Regions from separate parts of the Mus musculus genome. Here region 1 is linked to region 2. Evidence: chromatin loops called from intact Hi-C (ENCODE). Cell type or tissue: heart. All regions are shown on one strand.

Region 1 (4,000 bases), 100 kb before region 2:
CACTATGTACAACTAACATGGCACAGTGCCCTCAGACATCTGTGGAAGCCAGGCTGACACATACAGCAGGGCCATGCAGAGAAAGAGCAGCCTCAAACCACAGCTGCCACCCTAAATAGTAACAAGACAAGCAAACTCATAGAGTTCCGGAGAACAGTATGACCCCACACTACACCACAACGCTGTCCCTGAACTTGGCACATCCCACAGCTGTCACCCCATGTTGCAGATGAAACAGAGAGAACACACATATGAGCCCAGCCCATATTCACATCCTGCTATCATTCTTCCAGAGATCATGCTCCCCCGGGGTCTCAAAGATGTTAGTCCAACTCTATAATGGAGCCCCGATGTCCTGCATGCCAATCACACTGGGGTAAGCATCCTGTGTATCCCTGTTTATATTGGACACGTGCTCTGAATCTGGAAGTGACAAAGCAAAACACAGTAAGGGAACATACTACCCGGGGAATAAAACTGCTAGGTATCATCTTGCTGACACCCTGGCTCACTGGGTTCACTTTCCTAAATACTGGACAGCTAAACTCCTTCCCTTTTCCTTCCTACAAGGCAAATTTGTCCTAATCAATCAAAAGCTCAACACGACAAGGGACATAACCCTGGGCCAGGAAAGGTTTGACAGGCAAGGCTGTCCTGCTGATTTCTGGAAGGCAATGGGCTGGGCCTGCCCTCCCTACCCCATGGGAAATTTGGACTATAACCCTGCTGGTTTGGGTGCAGAGCCTCTTCCTACAAAAGTGTGTGTGTGTGTGTGTGTGTGTGTGTGTGTATACACATGAGCCTCCAGGGAGTTCAGCTCTGAAGAGGTGCAGTGTAGGGGAGGAGTACCCACCACCAGTCCAGGATGAAGGCAGGCCTGGAGGGCCTTACCCCGCCACACCCTGAAACAAACTGACAGGATCTGCAAAATGGCCTTGTGTGATAAGAGGTATAGTGGGCCATCACAGGGCGCCTCCCTTTTTCCCTCCTGCCTACAGTTCCTTATTTCCTGCTGGCAGCACACGCTGCGAGGATTCATCCCCTGCCAGCTTTCAGGCTATAAGGAAGAAGGCAGTGCCCTTGTGAGAACAGAGCTGGGGGTCAAGCCGTGTGGTCATTAAAGTGGAAGCGCCAAAGAGAGGGACACTGTAGGGCACTTGGACGGTGGGCAAAAGGCTCCTCCCTAATCCGAAACCTCTCGGCTGCCCCGCCCGAAGGTGGGGTCGTCTTCGCTGCGCGTGCGCCAGGCTACGCGGCCAGGGAACGCAGCCAAGGAAGGACTGCCCTCCACAGGCAGGACCCCTGTGGCTTAAGGACTTTCATAAATGAATAAAAAAAAACGTAAGTGGTCCAAATCCAGGTGCCAAGCTGAGCATCACTAAGTCGACCAGAGGGGTGATAGGCATGTAGGCCACCCATGTTCCCTCAGCGCCACCTCTAGAGACTACCCGCTCCCGGATCTGCCGACCCGAGGCCCATGCGGAATCCGCAGGCTCGTCACTCCGGGAACACCTAGGTCCCGGCTGGGTGTCCACGAGAAGGATCCTCGCGGGACCCCGGGCCAGGAAGACAGGCCCGGCTCGGTCACAGTCTGGGTCGCACCACCACAGGCCCCTTTGTCACCTGCGCGGGTCGCGAGCGGGCATCGGAAAATAGGGACGCGCACGCGCGTGCAGCAGTTCGCGCATGCGCATCACCCGTTGGCCTCCTGGGTTTCTCCCCCCCAACCAGGCGCGCGCGCAGCGAGCGCGCACGCGCACTCGCACACAAAGCCAGCGCCGCGCGCGCCCGGCCGCCCCGCCCCCGCCCCTCCACCCCCCGCCCGCAGCCGGAAATGCGCGCGCGCGGCCTTACCCAGCGGCAGGCCCTTGTTGAGCAAGTGGGAGCTGCCCATTGAAAGGTGCGGGTGGCCGCGGGCCCCGATGAGTCCGGCGCTCTCCGCCGCCGCGAGCCCTGCGCCTGGGGCGGCTTCGGCGCAGTCTGCTACTCCGCCCGGCCGCCTGCGCCCGGCCACCGCCGTGCCGAGCCGCCACCGCGCCGCCAGCCGCGCTCCGACCGACGAGCGGGCGGGGACACGCGGCGCGCGCGCGCGGGCGTGGCCTCGGTTGGTCTGCTGTTTGCAGGCAAGGCGGCGCGCTGGACGTACGCGGGCGGCTCAGGGGCCCAGCTGCCCGCCGGCCCGACGCTCGGCCCCCACCCCCAGCGCCCCTCCCAGGCTGGATTCCCTTCCTGGACACGCCCCCAGCTGTACCCGCCCCCGGCCTCCCCTCCCCTGCGCGTACCCCGGACTGCGCCCCTGCCACTCCTTGGCGCGGTGACCTGGGCCGGAGCCTGAGTGGTGAAGCAGCCCATCCGCGTGGGGCGCTACCAGTCTAGTCGCCGGGGCCTCAAGAGGACAGCGAGAGCGGTTCACTCGGCCCCTTGTGCGCTAGAGCTGGGGCCGCGGACCCAGGACCCAGGAGCTGGACAGCGCCCCAGCCAGGGAAAGTGATCTGTGCGCAGGGACAGATGCCCGCTGGCCACCCCAGAGTAAGCGACTGACTGTTGGTGGGACTGTCAGACAGGCGTAGCGAGGGATACCGCTTAGCTGTTAAAAAAAATAAAAATAAAAAAAAATAAAATAAAATAAAATAATAATAATAATTAATAATAATAATAATAATAACATCACGGGAACAGTCCAAACTGAAGGATGCTGAAGGCCATATGGTTACGAGTTTTGAAAATCAAATCTTTGAGAAAGGTGGGCAGTATCAATGAGGGATGACAAGGGCCTGGGCATCTGTTTACAGAAAAAATGCTTTGAAAATACCTTCCAATTCCATCTATTGGCAGACATGGATGGAGAAAAAGATCTAACAGGTGGAGTCTCAAACCTGCTACAGTATTTCCTAAATAGACTGAGGGCTAGGGGGGAAAGCCAGCAGATGTACACTTTCCCTTAATCCCCACCCCTATCCTGGACTGTCTCTCCTGGTCTGTTCCAGTTTTCTCGAGCTGCAGGTGACTCCCTACAGATCCATCCAAAGGGCTCCTCCCAGTTGTTCCATCCTAACATAGCAACTCCATGGCAGAGTGACACCTCCTATTCCTTCTCAGGCTGCCCAAATTCCCACTTTTTCTTGCACATTGTGACTAGGACCACCACATCACTCCATCCTTGTGAGGGATTATATCAGGGCTTGTATAAAAACCCTTAGGGCTCAAAAGATGGCCTAATAGGCCATCACTTGAAAGAGGCACATTGGACTTGCAAACTTTATATGCCCCAGTACAGGGGAACGCCAGGGCCAAAAAGGGGGAGTGGGTGGGTAGGAGAGTGGGGGGGGTGTGGGTATTGGGGACTTTTGGTATAGCATTGGAAATGTAAATGTGCTAAATACCTAATAAAAAAATGGAAAAAAAAAAAAGAAAAAAAAAACCCTTAGGGCCTCCCAGGAAACCTCGGAAACCTCCCAGGAAGCCTCGGAAACCCAGGCTTCTTGTCACCATCACACTGGCTTGGACTCCTACTCCAGGGATGGTCCCTGCAGGCAGGAGTCTGCTCCTGCGGATGTGAGGTAGAAAGCCACTAGGTAGAGATGTGGAGATGCACAGGTGGTTCTGAACATGCCCATCCTAAGAGACCCTATGACCTTAGGATTGCCCAAAGGCACCTGTAAGCACTTGCTCCTGAGAGAGCATCTGGTGTCTGTTGGGCCACATTCACCCTCACTCCACTCTGTTCAGCATTGCTCAAGGTCTGAAGTCCTGAGCCATCATCCTGGTGCCAGTAAGAGAGTATGATGTTTTACCCTTACCCTGGCAGTCTCCACCACAGGCCATAGGTTAGACTGGTTACTGGTAAATGGACCCATCCTGCCTGCCTCAGCTGTTTATCCTCTGGCAAAGCTGTACTTTCCCTGGGATCACACTTATCAGAGTGATAAGGGGATCCCAGTTGTTCCCTTACCAGAGAGTACTAGGTTTTCATCCAAGGAATGGGCCTGGTAACACAGCA
Region 2 (4,000 bases):
CATACAGGCCTTTGCCTTTGTTGTTTTGTTGTTGAAATAGCCTCCCTCTGCACTCCCTATTCCCCAATAGCTTTAGCAGTCCTGGAACTCACTATGTAGACCAGGCTGGACTTTAATTTTAAAGGATCCATCTGCCCCTGCCTCCTGGGTATGAGAATTAAAAGGCAGGTGCCACCATATCTGTCTTTGACTAGTAACTCTTCCTATTAGACTTAAGTCTGTTATCTGCTACTTGTTTCTGATTTGTCTCATCTGCTCTTTGTTCCCTTTTCTGTTTTCACCTGTATCCATTTTGTTTATTTTAAATTAGTCTCATGGGGAAGGCGGTGAGACAGAGTTTCTCTATGTTGCTCTGACTGTCCAGAACTCATTCTGTAGACCAGGCTGGCCTCAAACTCACAGAGATCTACCTGCCTCTGCCTCCTGAATGCTGGGATCAAAGGCATGTGCCACCACACCTGGCCTGTCTTTGCAATCTTAGGAGTGATGACCCACTTTTCTGCAGGATCAAATCTAGGGCCTCACACAAGCTGTGTAAATGCTGTCAGTAAGCCATTCTCTGCCCTGTTGCATCTAATTAATTTTTTTACTTTAGGGGTTCTGTTGATGATAGTGGTATGTTCTGAGAAATGGGTCATTAGGCAGTTACATCGTTATGTGACCATAGTATGTACTTAAACATCTGCTATATCATTAGGTGTCGAATTTGGTTTGACATCAACTGAAATGACATCATATACTATGTGACTGTTTATCACAATATACCTTCAAGTAGTATACCGATTTATGTAAGAATACAACTCTTGGAACATATATTACCATTTCCTCCCTCCATATCACTTGAGTAGCTGTTGTCATAATTTTTTCCTCAATATTGAACTTCAAAATCTATTGAACTGTGGCTTATAAAAGAGATTTGCAATCCTTTCATCAGCTTTATTGTTTACAGTTCTTGAGTTGCTCAGAGTCTGGATCTGCTCTCGTTTCCTTCCCAGGACTCCCTGAGAAGTGCTGGCAGGCCACTTCTTGCTCCTGTCTGCAGCAAGCTCAACTTTTGACGGACCCCCCCCACCCCCCCCCGCCCCGCCGCACATATGTACAAGCCTGGCTTGACACAACCTTTTCTTGTACTTCTTTAAAAGACATTTTCCAACTCCTGAGATCACACAGCTGCTAAGCCTGGCAACTTCCGTTTGAGTAGTGGAACCCACATGGTGGAGAGAACCACCTCTCAGAAATTGTCCTGATCATACTAGGGAGGGTCCCACCTTCTAACCCCCCAATAAAAAAAAATGTAATAATATCTTAAAGACATTTCATTCTCTTTAAATTTTGGGGGTGGGATGGGTGGGGGCAATCTGTGCATGTAAAATGAGAAACTACAGTCCACGATCAATCTCACGAGTGTATGAGGACTGGGACCTGCCAAGAGGTGGTGGGAAGAGCTCAGATTCCAAACATCACAAGTTGAGTTGCCAGATCCTCACATATTGAACACAACACAAATGAACGGGGGAGGGGGGGGGAGGGGACGGACGTGTCGGGGGAGTCCAGTTGACTTTGTTCACTGACCCGGATTCAGGGAAGGGTAGGTAAGTGGGTGGGACAGTAGGCACACCATGCTTTTAACAGTCTAGTCCAGAAGCTCAAGACCGTCCTGCAGGACACACAAACTGGCTGAATGCCCGCTCTATGGGTGCAGACCCGAACCCCAAACCGGATACACAGGGAGACCGGTGTATGCTTCTCCTTTGCTAAGCGAAGCAGGAGCTGACAGCGGAAAGGCAGAGCGAGTTGTGAGCCGGCTAAGGCGGCAGTATCCGGGGTCTGTGCGTTCAAGAGTTGGGCTGAAGCAGCGTGAGGTTGGTAGAGGCCAGAGTCCTGAACACTGTGAAGCTGTAGGAAGGGAGCAAGCAGCTCTAGCCGAGAGCTGACATATCTTCTACAATCATCTACGTTGAGACTGAACTGACATTTTAAAACATCCAATCAGTGCAACCACCACTACCCCAGGGCAGCCTTGCAACGGTGCCTCCCACCATAGCCTGTCCTGGGGTGGACAACTGACCCGGTCAGGGAGGCGGGCCGACCCTTCCCAACCGGACTTGCGCCCAGATTCCCTTCTGAGCTTTCTTAGCAGATATACAGAGGCTGTACATAGGCCGCGAGCCTCCTGGTGGCCAGAGAACTGATCCCCAGATCAAAACTTCTTTCTGCACCTCAGTCTCATACTCCTGACCCAAAGCCACCGCCCCTTTAAGAACTTGCCGGGCCCTCCCGCCTCCTTTTTCTCGCGCTTAGTTCTTCTCGATCTGCCCCGCCCCCTGGAGGAGCGTTGCGTCACCGCGTTGCCGCGTCCTCGCGCCTGCGCTGTGGAGCCGCTCCAGGCAAATGACGGAGACGGGTGGCTGCCTCATCTGAAAGGGACTGGACCAGAGCGGGCGCGTCGCGGTGACTTCCGCTCCTGCGCCGCGGGTCTTCGCGAGTGTGTGCCCGCTGCTCTCTGGGGCCTGTAACAGAGAGAGCTCTGTCTACACCGGAAGGGGTGGGCGAAACAAGCTGCTGCATCCTGCGGGCCGTGTCACCGGGGCTGAGGGACGCTGGTACTACGTCTCCTGAGGCAGCGAGTGCGGCGGACTGAGGGTCGTGGCTGGTCAGATTCTCGGCCCGCAGGGTCGGATCAGTCGCCCCCGCAGTTGTCCAGAGACTGTCGCTTGCAGAGAGCGAGTTTCTTGTGCGGCCAGTTTGCTTAAAATTTAGTGACATTTCCCCTTAGCCCGCGGTAACGTCACCCACACAGCTGACCGAAGACTGCCGGAGTTAGTCTCATCTTTAAAACCTTAGCTAATTATCACCGAAGGGCTTGATGGCCTTCCGTGGGAATGTGGTGGCTAGCCTTCTTCGCCTGGGAGACAACCTACAGAGACACCCTAGGGCCTTTGCCGTAATCCCCAGTATTTGGAGTCCCCCATAAACTTAAAACTAAGACCGTGAAGTATTTATTGTATGTTAACTCAGCATCTCCGCGTCCCTTGTTTCTAGATATGGATCAGAAACTTTCACAGTTGATAGAGGAGCTCACAACTTCAGGAGAATCCCAACTCAATGCTCAGAAAATGAAGGAACTGAAGAAAATTTGCAAGTATGTATTGAGGCTAAATGTGCCAATGTCCCCTGAGCACCCACACCGTGGAGATTGTGGACCCTCTGCCCTCTTGTACACCTCTGCCACCTCCTGCATTCACTACCTAGGAAGGAATTATCTGATCACCAGGGCATGGTGGCATTTGCCTGTTGTGAGGTAGAGTTGGGAGTAGCATGAGTTCCCCGCAGCTTGGGCTACATAGTAAGGCCTTGTCTCAGGAACCACTAAAGGATTTCTGGGGCTGTAATCCTGGTGTACCTGGGTCCAGAATGTCGCGCAAACTCTGAACTTGGTGCCTCTGACGATTTCTGTAAGGTATAAAGCTATCACACTATGTCAGTAAAAGTAGATCCTCTTCTTTTCCGTTGGAGTAAAGAGTTCATGATTGGGTCAGTGGCTCTGGCCTCCCCACCCCCGCCCCACCCCCAGGGATGCTCAGGAGCCCCAAGCATGCTGTCCCCAAGCAAACTGTACCACTGAGCTACCTATTATTATCATCATCATCATCATTATTATTATTATTATTATTATTATTATTATTTCTCCTTCTCCTCCTCCTCTCCCTCCTCCTCCTCCTCCTCCTCCTCCTCCTCCTCCTCCTCCTTCTTCTTCTTCTTCTTCTCTCTCTCTCTCTCTCTCTCTCTCTCTCTCTCTCTCTGACAGATTCTCATGTAGCCCAGGTTAACCTCTTTACTATGTAGCTAAGGCTGGCTGTGAATTTCTGATCTTCCTGCTTCCACTTAAGTGTTCCTTTGGGGTCATAGGCATGTACCATCATAGAACCCAATATTTTTTTAAAAGATTCATTTATTTTTATACATAAGTACACTGTAGTTGTCTTCAGACACCAGAAGA

Evidence for each region. A loop is a pair of places that touch in the nucleus more often than their neighbours do. Peaks named below come from ENCODE experiments on the same cell type or tissue, not always from the same donor. Only the 100,000 strongest peaks of a DNase experiment are listed, where the experiment ranks them.
Region 1: it touches region 2 in a loop (7-fold over the local background); 40 of 42 quality-filtered maps call a loop at or near these places.

What each region holds. Positions count from the first base shown.
Region 1 is chr5:33,272,925-33,276,924 of GRCm38, forward strand. It overlaps Ctbp1 (C-terminal binding protein 1), which reads right to left and starts at 2,080. Exons shown (of 10, transcript NM_001198861.1): 1 at 1,855-2,080. In heart, CTCF peaks have their summits at 1,510 and 2,358; DNase peaks (open chromatin) are centred at 1,267, 1,687 and 2,207; H3K4me3 peaks cover 2,641 bases; H3K27ac peaks cover 2,396 bases.
Region 2 is chr5:33,376,184-33,380,183 of GRCm38, forward strand. It overlaps Uvssa (UV stimulated scaffold protein A), which reads left to right and starts at 2,513. Exons shown (of 14, transcript NM_001081101.2): 1 at 2,513-2,819; 2 at 3,043-3,142. The coding sequence starts at 3,045. In heart, a CTCF peak has its summit at 2,185 (motif pointing left); a DNase peak (open chromatin) is centred at 2,398; H3K4me3 peaks cover 2,588 bases; H3K27ac peaks cover 2,636 bases.